Linked DNA regions of Homo sapiens: region 1 is linked to region 2. A link is a loop called in an ENCODE intact Hi-C map of the cell type or tissue named here. Cell type or tissue: GM12878. All regions are shown on one strand. Links, peaks and the distances in the headings refer to the core of each region. The heading gives the core; the rest is flanking DNA.

Region 1 (8,345 bases), core at 28-8,027, 350 kb after region 2:
ATGTATTGTAAATTGTTCTAATTGACAATTAGAACATTTCTTATTGAATTGTCTTCGCATCTTCGTCAAAAATCAATTCACCATTTATGTGTGGGTTTGTTACTAGACTCTTTTTCTATTCTATTGATCTATATGTTTACCTTTATGCCAATACCACACTCTCTGGATTATTGTAGCTTTATGTTAAGACTTAAAATCAACTCATATAAGTCTTCCAATTGTCTTCTACTTTTTAAAAATTGTTCTGTGCTATTCTAGGTTCACTGTGCTGGGGAAAGTGAATGACTCCTGACTGTGTTCGCCCTGGTGATCTTTCCCTTTTTGGGTCAGATGGTTCTCTTCAGTTTAATGATCTTCCATCTGCTGACCAGCCTGCTAAGCTCTGAAGAAGAAATTTCAACTAACATCAGACCAATTCTCATCTGCCACTCTCCCCCAGTGCAGCAGGGCCTGCAATGACATGTACCATTTCACCAAGCCTTGCCTGTGGCCCACCAGCAGCATCCATGCAGGGCAAAGCTTGATTCAGAAGAATAAAGCTCATGGATGAAACTGGGGGGACATTATATTAGAAGAAAATAAGCCAGGAACACAAAGTCAAACACCGCGTGTTCTGACTCATATGTGGAAACTTTAAGTTGATGTTGGCCAAGCATGGTGGCTCACGCCTATAATCCCAGCACTTTCGGAGGCTGAGGCGGGTGGATCACCTGAGGTCAGGAGTTTGAGATGAGCCTGGCCAACATGGTGAAAACCGCTCTGTACTAAAAATACAAAAATTAGCCAGGCATGGTGGCAGATGCCTGCAATCCCAGCTACTTGGGAGTCTAAGGAAGGAGAATCACTTGAACCCAGAAGGCGGAGGTTGCAGTGAGCCAAGATTACTCCATTGCCCTCCAGCCAGGGCGACAAGAGCGAAACTTCGGGAAAAAAAAAAAGAAGAAGAAGAAGAAAGAAAAAAAAGTTTATGTCATAGAGGCAAATAGTAAAACAGGATATGAAAGGCTGAAAAGGGTGGAGGAGGGAGAGGATAGGACAAGATTTGTTAAAAGACACAAAATTACAGCTAGATAGGAGGAATAAGTTCTAGTGTTCTGTACCACAGCAGGATGAGCATAGTTAATAATATATTAAATAGTTTAAATAGCCAGGAGGATATTGAGTATTGAAGGAGGATATGGAATGAACAAAGAAATGACAAATTCTTTAAATGATGAATATACTAATGACCCAGATCTGATCACTATACACTATATATGTATCACAATATCACTATGTACCCCATGAATATGTACAATTATTATGTGTTAATTTTAAAAATTAAATGTAATTTAAGTATATATAGTATATATATAAAACAAACTTGGAAACTCCAGATGGGTATGAATCTCAATCTCTTTCTAGCTGCATGGTCTTGGGCAGTCCATGTAACCTCTCCGAGCTTCTATTTCCTCATCTATATAATGTCCATAATAATACCTGATATGGTTTGACTGTGTCCCCACTCAAATTTCATCTTGAATTGTAGTTCCCATAATCCCCATGTGTGGTGGGAGGGACCTAGTGGGAGGTCATCGAATCATGGGGGTGGTTTCTCCCATGTGATTCTCATGATAGTAAGCTCTCATGAGATCTGATGGTTTTAGAAGGGGCTTCCTCCTTCTCTCAGCTCTCATTCTTCTCTCCTGCCATCTTGTGAAGAAGGACATATTTGCTTCCTTTTCCACCAAAATTGTAAGTTTCCTGAGGCCTCCCGGGCCCTGTGGACCTGAGTCAATTAATCCTCTTTCCTTTATAAATTACCCAGTCTCGGGTATATCCTTACAGCAGCATGAGAACAGACTAATACCTACCCTAGTTATCCCACAAAATCATTGAGTAGGTGTCATATGAGTATTGGTTATCATGATTGTCATAATGAGACAATTTGGCGAGATGAGGAAATGAAAAATATTAGGAAAACCAATCATTGCAATGGGGAAATAAAAACAAAACCAAATGTATGAGTTTCTCCCTACCTCATCTGCTGTTCTGGCCTTTTCAACAATTCGAAGGACCTACCTGCTAAAGCCCATCTTGGTTTCCTGATGGAAGTGATGCTGTGAGAGATCCACAGAATGTCATAGATAAGAATACTGCTAACTAATGGGGAAATGCCAGCAGACCATGCACTCTCCCCTAAGCAGTCCCAGAAACACAGAATTTCCTGAACCCAAGCCTTCCTCCATCCACCCAGGAAGGTGAGGGGTTTGGGGACACCATTCCTAATAAAAGCCTTATCTGTGTGCCTGACGCTAGGCTAAGATTTTCACATACATTTCCTTATTTAGTCTGTACAATTGCTCTGCAACATAGATATAATTCTCTAATATAATAGTTAAGAAATGTGAAGCCCTTTAGAAGTTAAGAAAGTTGCCTAAAAGCTCACAGTTAGAGTCAAAGCTGAGATTCAGATCTTGCTTTGAGTCAAAGTTAGTGTACTCCCATTTCCACATCATCTCCCAAGTCAAACCCGAACAAGCCACGACCAAAGGATTCCATGCTCTGCAATAAGCATTTATAATTTCACCTTCAATTCTTCCATTTATAGGGGAAAGCTTGCATGTAATTAATTTAAGGATGATTTCTCCATAAATTATACTTCAATCTAGTTCTATATTTAAATAATTAAGTTTGAAACAGAAAGACTAATGAAACTAATGGTTACCAAATTACTCGATTTTGAAAATCATTGATTTTCTCATTTGCCTGCTAAAATTAATCAATCTCATTTACATATACAGATTGCATTTGCTTTAGCTTTGAGATATTTGTTTTCCAAGTTTTTCCACCAGTTTCAAAATCCACTTTAAAAAAAACTCAGTTCTATTTCAATTATGCTTATTTGCATGGAAACCAAAGCCTTACTGCTCTAATTAATAATATTATGATTGTTCCTTTTATTTGAATACAATGTCCTTGTAACTTAAAGAATAAAGATTCAACCCAGCCAAGCAACTTTAAAAATACATATGGAAATGATCAGTATAATACAATTTCTTTTGGTAATAAGATAAATAAAAGCAAATTCTCCTGTTACAAAACACACAAAAAAATCCACTTTACAAAATACCTTTTTAGCAATTTCTACAAAACAATACTCTAAGATCTTATGACCATGTCATACTAAATGTCTATATATATGATGAGAAGGTATTTCCTGGAATGACTAGTGGGTGGGATAAGCCTAAAAGGATTTCCAAGAAATACAGAAACATAAGGATCCAATAATTTGAAAAAGGATTAAAAATATTCTAAGACTTTCAAAGTGCAAATTACCACGTACAAATTTGGTGGTTATAATAAGCCTTTTCTTTGCAATAAAATGAAAATTTAATAGAAAACGTATAGGAAGTGCAACTATTGAGTTGTGAAACTTTTGTTTCAGTTTTACTTTTCATATGCGGGCATGTAAATATGAGTGTACAGGCTGGGTACGATGGCTCAAACCTGTAATCCCAGCATTTGAGGAGGCCAACGCAGGTGGATCACTTGAGCCCAGTAGTTCAAGACCAGCCTGGGCAACATGATGAAACCCCATCTCTACAAAAAGTACAAAAATGAGCTGGGCATAGTGGCATATACTTGTAGTCCCAGCTACTCAGGAGGCTCAGGTGGGAGGATTGCTTGAGCCTGGGAAGCAGAGGTTGAAGTGAGCTGAGATCATGCCATTGCACTCCAGCCTGGGTGACAGACCAAGACCTTCTCTTAAAAAAAAAAAAAAAGAGGTTATAAGAGTGTGTGTGTGTCCTGAGTCATGAGTCATGGTCATGAAAGAAAATGTATTTGTTACTGTGGACTAAGGTCAAAAGTTTAAAAACCACTAACCCAATTGATCCATTGACCAGATGGAGTTTTGAAGGACTGATATTTTAGAGACTTCTGAAAATAATAATAGACTTTGTCATCAGACAGCTGGGTTCAACTCTCAACAAGTAACTCAATCTACCTAAATCTTGGTGTCACATTTGTAAAATGAAAATAATAGTAACACCTCACAAGTTTGTTTTGACATTAAAAAAAGATAATGTATGTGAGGTGTTTAGCACAGTGCCTGGCATATGATAATCAACAAATCTTGGCTATCATTTTCTAGAACTGCTGGAGAGCTTCTTTGTCTCTGATTAAAACATACCCCCTTCAAGGTGTATTCATTTCCTCTGAGTGACATCTGTCACCTCTTTAATGAGTTTTTTACCTTTTGTCCATGTTCAGTTGCTCCTCCAGACAGCCAAGGACCAGAGGCAGAATTCAGTGACCAACACTAAACATGAGAAAGAGCAGCCTCTCAGCAGTCCATGTGCATACTGATCCCCTGCTTAGCTTCAGACTCCATGTCAGTCGAGGTGAAGAAATAAAAAGGAGGTGAAACTGGCCCAATTGTCCCATAGAATTGATGTATGGTTTCTTTTGAATAAACACAGAAATTGAACCTTCCAGTCTTAAAACTTCAGAAGTTTACTTTTGTTTTATCGGAGTTCCTTTTTCAGGAAATCAACCATCAGTCCTGCCAAATAGTATCAAGGAACTGAAACTCACTAGATCACAGTATCTGGACAATGAGATGCCAGACCCCTCACCTGTCATAACTGCCTAATCAACCACCCACTGCCTGTTGACCAGCTCCTCTTCCTTACCTCTCACACACGGTTACATTTCTTTCTCCACTATATAAACCCCTAATTTTAGTTGTTGGGGAGACACATTTGAGACCGATTTCCCATCTCCTTGGCTGAAACACCCGATTAAAACTTTCTTCCCTGGTAATACTCATTGCCTCAGTGATTGACTTTCTGTGTAGTGAGCAACAGGACCTACACTGAACCCCTCGTGTTTCAGTAACAAAGGGTCACACATCCCTGTACCTCCATCTTATGCTACTTTTTTTTTTTTTTTTTGAGACGGTGTCTTACTCTGTCGCCCAGGCTACAGTGCAGTGGTGCAACCCTGGCTCACTGCAACCTCTGCCTCCTGGGTTCAAGCGATTCTTATGCCTCAGCCACTACAGTAGCTAGGATTATAGGTGTGCACCACCACACCTGGCCAACTTTCATATTTTTAGTAGAGACGGGGTTTCACCATGTTGGCCAGGCTGGTCTCGAACTCCTGACCTCAAGTGATCCTCCCGCCTCAGCCTCCCAAAGTGCTGGGATTATAGGCCTGAGCCACCGCACCTGGCCTATGCCACTTTCAAATAAAAATGCTAACATAACTAGGGAGATTCTGGGCCATCTTGGAATTCTTCATGACTCCTGGATCCTTTGTTTCTGTCACACTTGTCGTCTTCCGTATGGTTTACTTAGGCATAGAATGGGGAAAAGGAGATTCTAGAGAAGAAAAAAAATGCTAAGTTTAAATACTGATGAATCCTGGAATAATGAGGTTTAGGGTGGCTCAAACATGAAAAAATATATATAGGGATATGCAAGATATTCCACTGAAAATACCATATAGAGAAACATAAAGCAAGCTAAGGGTTCTGAGCTTTATAGTGTAATAAAAAACACAGGCAACAATTGCTGAGTCCTTCCTCACCACACATGATGCCCGGTGCCTTACACATATGAACTCAATTGACACTCACAACATCTATGGGGTAGGTTTTCTGGTAATCCTCAATTTTTGCATGAGATTTTTCAAGAAGCTCTTATTAAATGGTGAAGCTAGGATTCACAACTCCTGGCTATCTGACTCTGGGGTCGATACTCTTCAGGTTCTAGTGTCTTCCATGGGTCAGAGGGGGCCACCGGAAGCTTTTTTATTTATTTATTTTATTTTTTGAGACGGAGTCTTGCTCTGTCACCCAGGCTGGAGTGCAGTGGTGTGATCTCGGCTCATCGCAAACTCTGCCTCCTGGATTCATGCCATTCTCCTGCCTCACCCTCCCATGTAGCTGGGACTACAGGCGCCCGCCACCACGCCTGGCTAATTTTTTGTATTTTTAGTAGAGACGAGGTTTCACTGTGTTAGCCAGGATGGTCTCGATCTCCTGACCTCGTGATCCACCCACCTCAGCCTCCCAAAGTGCTGGGATTACAGGCATGAGCCACTGCACCCGGCCAAGCTTCTTATTTTTTTATTTTTGAGATGGAGTCTTGCTCCATTACCCAGGCTGGAGTGCAGTGGCGTGATGCTGGCTCACTGCAACTACCAGAGGCTTTTTAAACAGAAGACTGCATGCAAAGGCCAGCATTTTCTCTGTTCTTTCTGTGCACTCTGCAGAGTAGACCAAAGCCAGGAAAACTAGAGTCAGGAAAACTAGAGTCAGGGAGCCCCCTCCAGAGGCTGCTCTCTAATGCAATAGTCCAGGTAGAAGATCAGAGCAGGCATTGACACTGGGGATGGAGGGGAGAGGTTCCGATTTTAGACAAATTTGAGAGATCAGATCAATACAAATAGGTGATTGTTTAAATGTGAGGCCTGAAGTGACCAGCATGGGATCCAGGAGGGCTCTTGGGGCTTCAACTTGGGTAACCATGCGGGTGAAAGAGAGATCACCTGAAATCCTAAGTGCGGCAGGAGCAGGTCTGGGAGGCAGGATGAAGAGTTCAGTTAGGGCATGTTCACCAAGGTTTGCATGGAACAGCCAGGGAAGACAAAGTAGATGCGTACACAAAGAGGCAACAGAGTTTAAGAGCAGCGCTCTGGAGCCAGACTGCCCAGCTATGAATCTTCATTCTGACACTTAAAAGCTATGTGACGGAGGGTAAGTCAGTTAATATATGTAAAACACTGCCTGACACATAGAAAAAGCTCGGGAAGCATTAGCTATTAGAATGATTTCATAACCAGATGTCAGAACAGTAGGCACAGGCAGAAAGCATCCCCCAGCTCACTGCTTTCTCCCTTATATCCATCCTGGCTTTACCATATTTTAGGAACCAATTTGAGACCACATAAGGAATAACAGAGATGCCAAAAGGAATGAGAAAAGAACCCACCTGACATGGGTTCCTTCCCATTTGTTCCTAAGTTCTGCCCCCATCCCAGTGAGACCAAAGTTGCAGATGGCCTCTAACTTCATTCTTTGTTCTTTGCATATTCTGTTGAGTAATTGTCTTCGACTTGAATTTGGAACAGACTCCTTTAAGGGACTGTCATGAATAATGCAAAGTTAGAGACAGGTCCACATATGCTTGTGTTTTTCCACAATGTCAGGCTTTTATTAATGCTATTTCAATCACAAAAACCACGAGCTACATGGTCTTCCCAAGAAGGCAATTCTCCTTAGTACTTCCTGTTCACTCAGGAGTCACAGCTACAAATATTGCAAAACACATATAATAGTAAAGTTAATATATAAATGATACAGATTAAACTTTCCACATAACAAACAAGGTAACATTTAGCGTCAAGAGAAAAAGAGATAGGACAAAAGGCTAACGAGCCAGTCCCGGGGAAGCAAAGACGTCAAAAGGAATCCCGGGTCTGGGCCGGGCGATCAGTCTTGGCAGAAAGAGTCCTTGGCGGTAGATGCCGAGTTCTTATCAGGAGTGACTGCAAGACAGCTGTCAGTTGACGGCCGTTTCGAGATGCTGAAGGCCCACTCTTTTATGGTCAGAGTCCTCTGGTGAGAACTGATAGTGGAAGAGTGTGCTTGTTTGTGTCCGTATCTGGTTGGATGTAGTCTTTATTATTTTATTTGTTTATTAAGCAAAACATCTTATCCTTGTTGGCAAAGTGCCCTATGAAATATAACATGGAGACTTTCTCTAAGATGAGTTAGTTATGTCAAGGGTGCTCTATACAGCCACCTAAATGGCATTACCTTTCAGATGTGAATCTGTCAGTCCTGCCTCCATCAGCTGGAAAACAATACACCCATAAGCTCCCACGAGGACTCAATGAATGCATGGCCTCCGTGGGAAAGGGGCCAAAGAGGAGAATTAACGTCTAAGAATTTACACTGCAAAGGGTACTTTATACCTTGTCTCATTCATTCCTCACAGTAGGCCTGTAAAGCAGTACGGTAAGGAAACTGAGGCTCAGGGAGATTAAGTAACTTTTCCAAGTCATGAAGCTGGTGAGTGTCCGAGAGGGGCTCTATCCCAGGTCATCTGACCCCAAAGCTAGTCTCTTGCTTTCCATCACTCCTAACAGCCACCATTACATGATTAGTCATTAAGGGCCAGGCCAGACCCAGGGAGCCTGATTAACTTATCCTAAAATGGCATGTCTACATTTTCATTACTTCCCACTGAAAGATGAGGCTTACTAAAGGGTGAGAGCCCCAAAGCGTTAGAAGCAAACTCCTGCTTAAGTTACTGAATTGCAGGGATAACGCGCTAACTGCCAATTATGCTGAC
Region 2 (8,345 bases), core at 112-8,111:
CTTCTCTTTGACTCTTCAAGGGAACTTATTTGAAACCCTTTTATGATAACAATCACTTTCTGCCTTAGATTATGCTCATCTATGCACATATCTTATTTTTTCTAATAGACCCTGAGTCCTCAAAAACTAGGATTTGTATTATTTTTAACCCTCCAGAGGCCTAGTCCTTTATTTGACCTAATTTGTAATTCAGTAAAAGGAAATGAATAAATTAAGGACAGTCTGGTTTTAATTATTATATAAAAATAGGTCCAACAAAAACATCACTCTAGAGTCCATAGAAGTGGATGATCAGGACTTAAAAGCAGATCGCACACTGTTCTAGCTGGGAAAATATGCTGGAATAGTGAAACTACTATTTAAATGGAAAGTGTCTAATGGTTTTTGCCATGGAAGTTTGCATATTTATGTTAACTGCAAAGATAAAGAGAATACGAGCACATATGTGGTGGTGAATTGCTAGATTAAGAAATACAGAGACCATCCTTCAAGAAAACCATGAGGCTGGTGGGGGCTGATGAGACTCTTGACACTTTGTGAAAAACTTCCAAATAATGCAGTGTAGGCTGCAAGCACTGACATACAACTGATGTCTGATTCAGAAACAACAACTAATAATAAGATCTAAGAGTTAATGATTACTCTCTATGTGCTCAGAAACTTCTATGATTTATGCATGTCTAATTAGTACCTAATTTTCACCTTAAAATAATCCTATGAGTTGGATAAAATCTGAAACATAGAGAATCTCACTAACTTTCCCAAGATTGGTGGTCTTTCTATTTAATGTACCAATACTCTAAGTTGAATCCTTTCTTCATATTAGATTGAGAGAAATTTCCTTTTTCCCTTTGGAACTTAAGAAAGAGAATTATCACTGTCTAGTCCAGTGGTCCTCAAGTTGTAATTAATGGCCCCATAGAAAGGAGAAAAGGATTCTGAAACTCAAAGACACTGTATTATTGGACAGACCTAAGCACTGACGTAAACATCTCTATTTGTATTTTCTTTATTTTCCTTATAATTTGAACTTCTGACTGAGAGTTTATTGAAAGAAAATATCCTCCCACCTTAAAAAACTATTTCATTAGTTTCATCAAAACTATTTCATTATCTATTAGTAGATGCCTTACCTTTGTAAAGCTCCATTTGAAAAGCTATGTGCTGATAAACTGCTTATAATAGAGCCAAGAACACAAAACATGCTCTGTAAAGGTTAACTATAGATACAATTATCATCATCGTCTTCATTATTTCATTTGCTATGTCTCTCAGAATTCTTATTTGCATCCCCTGTGAGCTTAATATGACCATCTTCATGTAACAAATGTGAAAGCATAGCATTAAGGTGTTAATGATTTATTTATAAGGTCACAAAGCCAATAAGTAAAGGGATTAAACTTTCCATTGCTCTTAGGGTCAACATCAAGTTCTCAACAAGATGCACATGACCTCGTGCTGTCTGACTGTTCTCCATACCTTCAGCCTCAACTCACCCCGCTCTCTAGTATTCACTCCCCCACACCATCTGCACTCTGGTAATGGTGGGGAAAGTGCCTGCATGGCCATCTTTGAAGTTCCTCAGGTGTGCTCCTCTCCTCCCACCATAGCACCAACCACACACTTGTCCCTCCTCCTGTAACTGTTCCACAATCCACTCCTTTTCTCCTTGACCCAAGTCAAGTTGAATGACATCATACTTGACTCCAGTCCAAGCCAGGTCCCCTTCTTACACAGTCTCATAAAACTGGATACTTCTCCTTCCTAGTGCTTGTCTCAGTGTGTAATTACATGCTTATTATGTATGACTATTTGACTGATGTCTGAATTTTCCAATAGTTGATTATCTTCATGAAGACAGTGCTCATTATATCTCCAGATTCTTGGTACACATAGGCAGTAGAAATAATTGCTGAGCAAATATGTAAAGCCCATTGTTTTTCTCACATAGTTCTTTCTTCCCCACAACATTCCTACAATCTAAGGAAGGTTTCAGTTTCTACTTAAAGAGAAAAACTGGAGTTGGCCACTTAGCTTATTAGTATTTTCTCGAAGCTACCATTAGAAAAGGGTTCATCTTGTAAAATTCTTTGAGCTAGGAAGAGGGATGATCTAGGATGTTATCAGCAAACACAAGACCTGAGACTAAAACTGAGCTGTAGACACCTGAATAAGCCCTGCCTGACCTCTTCTGTCTGCATGCTAATATTCACAGATCTGCTGAGGCATTTCTGTGCTTCTCTGCCTGCCTTGATGAGGCTTTCGCTGGGAAAAAAGCCAGCCTCTGCAGCCTTCGGAGCTCCATGTGGTGAACACCAGTTGTCACCATGGGTGACACTAGCCTCAGTTTCTTCTAATCTGTCTGGAGCCCACATTGGCCTCATGGGCTTGAAGGCATCGGCCTCAATGATGGTTTCTCACTGTAGGATGATGGTGAGCGGGCACCACAGGAACCTACACCTGCCTCATTTGTCCCTGCTGGAACTTGCTGCCTTTGTCCCACACCCTGCAGGGCAGCTGAAGCTAGGTGGCCTGTTTCCTACAACAGCACGAGAGGACAGTCCCTGTGCTTGTAGCTTCTGGGGACTCCTCACCCTTGATCACTCCCAGCTCACAATCTCTCAGTGGTCCCTCCATTCCTCTGCCTGCTTTTGCTCACATTTAGACACAATTGTTCTAGAGGAGAATGAGCTCCATCAATCCAAACTACAGACTCAGAATTAGGAGCTTTACAGTTCAGCTCCTCCAGGTGCTTTAACATTTTCTTGGTAGAAAACGATGCCTTTGGCTTGTTTTAAAACCACATTTGCTTCCTTTGCTCAGGTCTCCTTAAGCACCAGGAAATGAAGACAGAAGGGCAGATATAGATACTTATTTTTGAGATTTAGTTCCAGGATTATTATTTCATCTGGGGCTTTCAACAAACTTGCAAGGCAGGCATTTTAATCTCCATTTTATAGATGAAGGAGCAGAAGAATTTCAAGCTATTACAAGTGACGTTTACAAAGGATGTCAGAGACGTAAAGGTTGAAAGACAACAACCTGGCCCACAAATTCTCTCAAATCAACAGAAGCAACAACAATAATAATACAAAGACTTTTTAAAGCCTACCTTTGATATTTGGAAAAATAATCCTTTTTCAAGAACAATATTACAGATTTACCTTCTATATGATGGTTGGTAGCACACATACATATTTTCCCATTTTAACCTTACTCCAACTCTCTGAGACAGAGTTAGAATGTGTAATTGTTTACTACATGTATCTAAGGAAACTGAGGCTTAGAGGAGTTATAGGCAAATACAAGGTCACAAATGTGGCAGTAGAGCTTGATCGTAAACCAGTTCTGCATGGCTTTGTCACAGAAGCTCAACAGGGTAGAGGAGGGAGGAGACAGTGCACCATATGCTTGTCTTGGAGAGGTGGAGTGGGCAACGATCCTTCGAACCAGCTTTTTGTGGAGCCACATATAGCCTGGGAGGTAGTTTTGTTCTAGCTTGACCCTAATGTCATGCCAGATTCTGGGGGGGTAATTCTTATAACTACTTACAAGTCAGCCTGCCTTTTGTTTTTGGTCTAGAGAAATTGGTATAGCATGGGGAGGATGGAGAGAGAGAGAAGGCATGGTAGTTTCCACTTTTGTCCTATACTTCTGATGTTAAACATGAACCTGGATGTTGGAATAAAAAGACTGGTGCCCAGCTCTAGCACTCCAACTAATTACCTGTGTCACCTTGGGCATGCAGCCTCCCTACATCTGTAAAAAGTGAATAAAAGTTCTCACTCACAACTCAAAGTCTGCATTGGAAATTTTGGATGAAGTGAGGGCAAGTCAGCTCTCTTCTCTGGGCCTCAATTTCCCTAAATTTCTCCCCAAAATGGTAAGGCAGACTAGATGATCTCACCCAAGTACCATGCCAGGTGTTTCACACATAGTTACTCATGTCGTTTGCTCAACAAATCTGCACATTCTGTATTATTATCCTCAATTTACAAACAAAGCAATTGAATTCCAGAGTAGTTAAGAAATCTGATCAAAATAGCAAGGCTCAGATGGAGAGCAAAGATTAAAACCCAGGACTAGGAACCCGCTATGTTATCAGACCCACACTTTCAGTTGATAGATTCTCTTCTCTTAGTTGTACAAGGGAGTAGCAATGGTGTTAAAACCAGGCATGGGAGGAGAGACTGTATTAGTGACTACTGATTAAGAAAGAAAAAGAAGAGAGGTCCAAGGAAGCATACTTGCTTCCATTGATGGGACAGTCAGGGCAAGCTGGGAGGGATGGTCATGCTCTTTAGGAGCGATGTCAACCCTGGCCACCTCCCCACTCACCTCCGGTCACTCTGCCACATTAGGTCTCACTTAATCAGGGAAAAATTCTTAGTCCTCTCCATCCCCAAGAGTCAGTTATGTACTCTCCTTCTGTGTTCTCATAGCAGCTTATGCTTATACTTATCACACTATTAAGTGCACTCTTTTTTAATGATCCATTTATTTCTCTTGACTTTTCCCCAAGCTTCAAATGCAGCGAGTGGATTTAATTCATAGTTACAAGTCCAGTGCATGAAATAGCATCTACAGCAACCCATTCCTGGAATAAATGAATGAACATGGAAATTGAGCACGTATTTGCTGCACACTATCAAGATCTTACAGCTCATTCTGTACCTAGATTATGTGTGAAGTCAGTGTTCAGCAGATCAAGATATCTCATAATTTCAGGATCCTAAAAGCTGTGGGAACCACATGAGTTCTTTTCACACAATGACTCATGTTAACCCCAAGTTTCATTTTGAATTCAAAGATTCAAAGCAGAAAACATGCTTCTTGGTTAACTCAAATTTCAACTAGGCCTCAACTGCATATATTTGCATCATTTCCCCCAACTCTTTAGCTCTTCCTTGGTTCAAGACCCTCTTTCTCAACCTTTCCATTTACAGTGCATTTCATAAAAGCATGGTGGTTGTGTAGATAATAAATTGACTCCCCGTTACTTCCCAAAAGCTCTGATATGGAAATCATATGGGTGACTAACTTTCTTCTCCTATATTTAAGATTTTTCTGAATCTACTTGTAAATATTATTGGTCTCTGATCCAAACGATCCATTTGGTACTACAGTAGCTTTTAAGGGGTTTACCCTGGAAATAAGACCCATGACATGACAGACAGCCAAAGCAGCCAACAATGTATTCAGTAATAAACAGTAGGAGTTGACTTTCCAATGTTTCTTTCTTTTTTTTTAAGCCATTTGCAGTTAATATATTTTCTGCAAAACAACTGCAATATAATAATGACTGTCCTTTATTCATTCGACAAACATCTACTGAGTGTCAAACATGCATTAGGTATTGTTATAAAAATTAAAGGTAAAAACAAACGTGAGACTCAGGCTCTGGCCTTGGGGCATCCACTAGAGGAAAGAGGCTTAAACAAAAACAAAAACAAAAAACTACATTAAAATGAGATGAGCACAGTTGTCTCAGAAAATCAATATATACATCTATTAATATAATCTAGAAACCTATTTACTTGTATATAATTATTGCATAAACTGATGATCCTGGAACATTCTGACTAAAGGAAAACTTTGCTTATGAGCATTCAAATTAAATTATTTCAATCATTTTGTTTTAACCCATCAGGACTTTATTGTTGTTGCTGTTAGTTTATTATACAAAAGGAAAAATAAGGCAACAAAAAATTGACCTACGATCCCACCTGTGGATTGCATTCTATTTTTTTTAATTCTTTTTTTTCTTTTTTTTATTATTATACTTTAAGTTCTGGGGTACATGTGCAGAACGTGCAGGTTTGTTACATAGGTATACATATGCCATGGTGGTTTGCTGCACCCATCGGCCTGTCATCTACATTAGGTATTTCTCCTAATGCTATTCTTCCCCTAGCTCCCCACCCCCAACAGGCCCCGATGTGTGATATTACCCTCCCTGTGTCCATGTGTTCTCATTGTTCGACTCCCACTTACGAGTGAGAACATGCGGTGTTTGGTTTTCCGTTCTTGTATTAGTTTGCTAAGAATGATGGTTTCCACCTTTATCCATGTCCCTGCAAAGGACATGAACTCATCTTTTTTATGGATGCATAGTATTCCATGGTATATATGTGCCACATTTTCTTTATCCAGTCTATCATTGATAGGCATTTGGGTTGGTTGCAAGTCTTTGCTATTGTAAATAGTGCCACAATAAACATACGTGTGCATGTCTTTATAGTAGAATGATTTGTAATCCTTTGGGTATAACCCAATAACGGGATTTCTGGGTCAAATGGTTATTTCTAGTTCTAGATTCTTGAGGAATCGCCGCACTGTCTTCCACAAAGGTTGAACTAATTTATACTCCCACCAACAGTGTAAAAGAGAACCAGCAAATTAAGAATGCAATCCAACACTGTTGGTGGGATTGCATTCTTTGTTTGCTGGTTCTCATTTAAGATCTAGCGATCTGTGCCAGAGGAGAGTTGCTCTAATGGCTGGGCAGTGCTTATAGCTCTTTTACTTTTAGAAGGAAACAAGAGACAAAGAAAGCTGGGGAATTCTATAGAAAGTTCTACTTCTAGTTTCAATCCTAATTCTCTCTCCAAACCAAATTGAGAATCAGAAAAATTTACAGGAAAATGGTACCTGAGAGATTATTTCTTCCAATCTCTTCTTGTACTGATGAAGGACTCTAATGCTCAGAGAGAGGCAATATTATGGCCCAGATGAGACAGTGATGCTGGTGGGGGAAGCCCCATATGGAGAGGGGCAAACTCACGTCTTTTCTCATGGTTGTTTTTGTTGTTGTTGTTTTGTTTTGTTTTGTTTTGTTTTGTTGAGACAGGGTCTTGTTCTGTCACTCAGGCTGGAGTGCAGTGGCATGATCATAGCTCACTGCAGCTTCAACCTCCCAGGCTCAATTGATCCTCCCACCTCAGGCTTAGAAGTTGGCTGGGATTTCAGGTGCATGCCACCATGCCAGCTAATTTTTGCATTTTTTGGAGAGATGAGGTTTTGCCGTGTTTCCCAGGCTGTTCTCATGTCTTTTGTCCAAAGAAGAAAAACAAAAATGATAGAGACAATTTAGATGTGATGGGTATATACTTCTGATTGGGTCATAGAAAAATATTTTGGGTGTTTTATTTGAAAGCTGAAAAATAATGGATGAAGTTGCCTAGATCATGAAGAAAATGGGTTAAGCAAATTTGAACTTACTCCCTTCTATTTTTAAATCTCTCAAAAAGAGCACACTACGGAGCACTAGATCTAGATACTAAACTGTATACCAGTCATTTCTACCTGCAGATTTCACAGTCATATCCATCATATCCCAATCTTAGTCATTATCTCCATCTCACATTGCCATGAGACCACATCTCTTCTCAGGGAATGGAACCACTACCTGTCCAATGACCAAGCCAGAAATCTTGAATTCATCTTGGTCTCTTTCTCCAGCATCTTTCATATCAATCTAGTTTGAAGGGCAGTCTACTTTCCAAGTGAGAATTATATCATACAGAGAATTGGAATCAGAAGAAGAACGCATAACTATATTGCTCATATCCCAGAACAGAATGCCTTTCTACAATTTTATGTTGCCTTTTTCTTTTGACTTATTCCACTCATAACAACCATTCCCATCAAGCAATGGGATCTAACCCAGGTCCATGGCAGTTTTCAGAGAACACTAAAGCTACAAAAACAAAACACAGACATGCACAAGGAAATGGGCACCATGATGACAGCCAGCCAAAGCGGCAAACGATGTATTAAATACTGTGAAGTATTCAGACACTAAAATGCATAGGAGGAGTATAAGTGTTTACATATATGCTAGAATAAAACAGGGAATCTCTTAGGATTAAGAGATTATAAAAAAAATGACCAGGCATATTTGAAAAACAACTAAATAATTTTTCTAGAAATCAACACTGAAACATTCAAAGTGAGTTGACCACTGGATATAAATAAGCTGAAGGTTGAATATTTATGATGCAGCACAGCAAAACAAACTACTGTAAACTATCAAATAAATACTGAGAGACAGAGAATGAGGGAGATGCAACATAAAGAAAATCAGAGTTTGGGGAGGTTTGCATTGAAAAAGGGGACGAGGCAAAGTTTGAAGTCACAGTGACAAATTTTTCAAGACTGATAAAACATGGAGTCTTCTGAATTCAGGCAGCCCAACTCAACATACCTCAAATAGAATACATTTAAATTATCTAGACATAGTCTCATGAAACCAAAACCCACTGAAGACAAAGAGAATTCAAAAGCATCAGAAAGAAAGAGCAGATTCGCTACTAAGGAAAGGTAATTGTACCGACAGTAACTCA

What was found. A loop is a pair of places that touch in the nucleus more often than their neighbours do. Peaks named below come from ENCODE experiments on the same cell type or tissue, not always from the same donor. Only the 100,000 strongest peaks of a DNase experiment are listed, where the experiment ranks them.
Region 1: it touches region 2 in a loop (2.3-fold over the local background); 2 of 110 quality-filtered maps call a loop at or near these places.

Annotation. Positions count from the first base shown.
Region 1 is chr2:11,940,768-11,949,112 of GRCh38, reverse strand. No RefSeq gene overlaps it. Among named protein-coding and RNA genes, the nearest start is that of MIR3681HG, 62 kb to the left of the region's middle. In GM12878, for the core only: no CTCF peak of the experiment used is centred there; a DNase peak (open chromatin) is centred at 3,462; H3K27ac peaks cover 1,105 bases.
Region 2 is chr2:12,290,504-12,298,848 of GRCh38, reverse strand. The region is part of intron 3 of MIR3681HG (MIR3681 host gene); the gene reads right to left. Among named protein-coding and RNA genes, the nearest start is that of MIR3681, 96 kb to the right of the region's middle. In GM12878, for the core only: no CTCF peak of the experiment used is centred there; a DNase peak (open chromatin) is centred at 4,758; H3K27ac peaks cover 395 bases.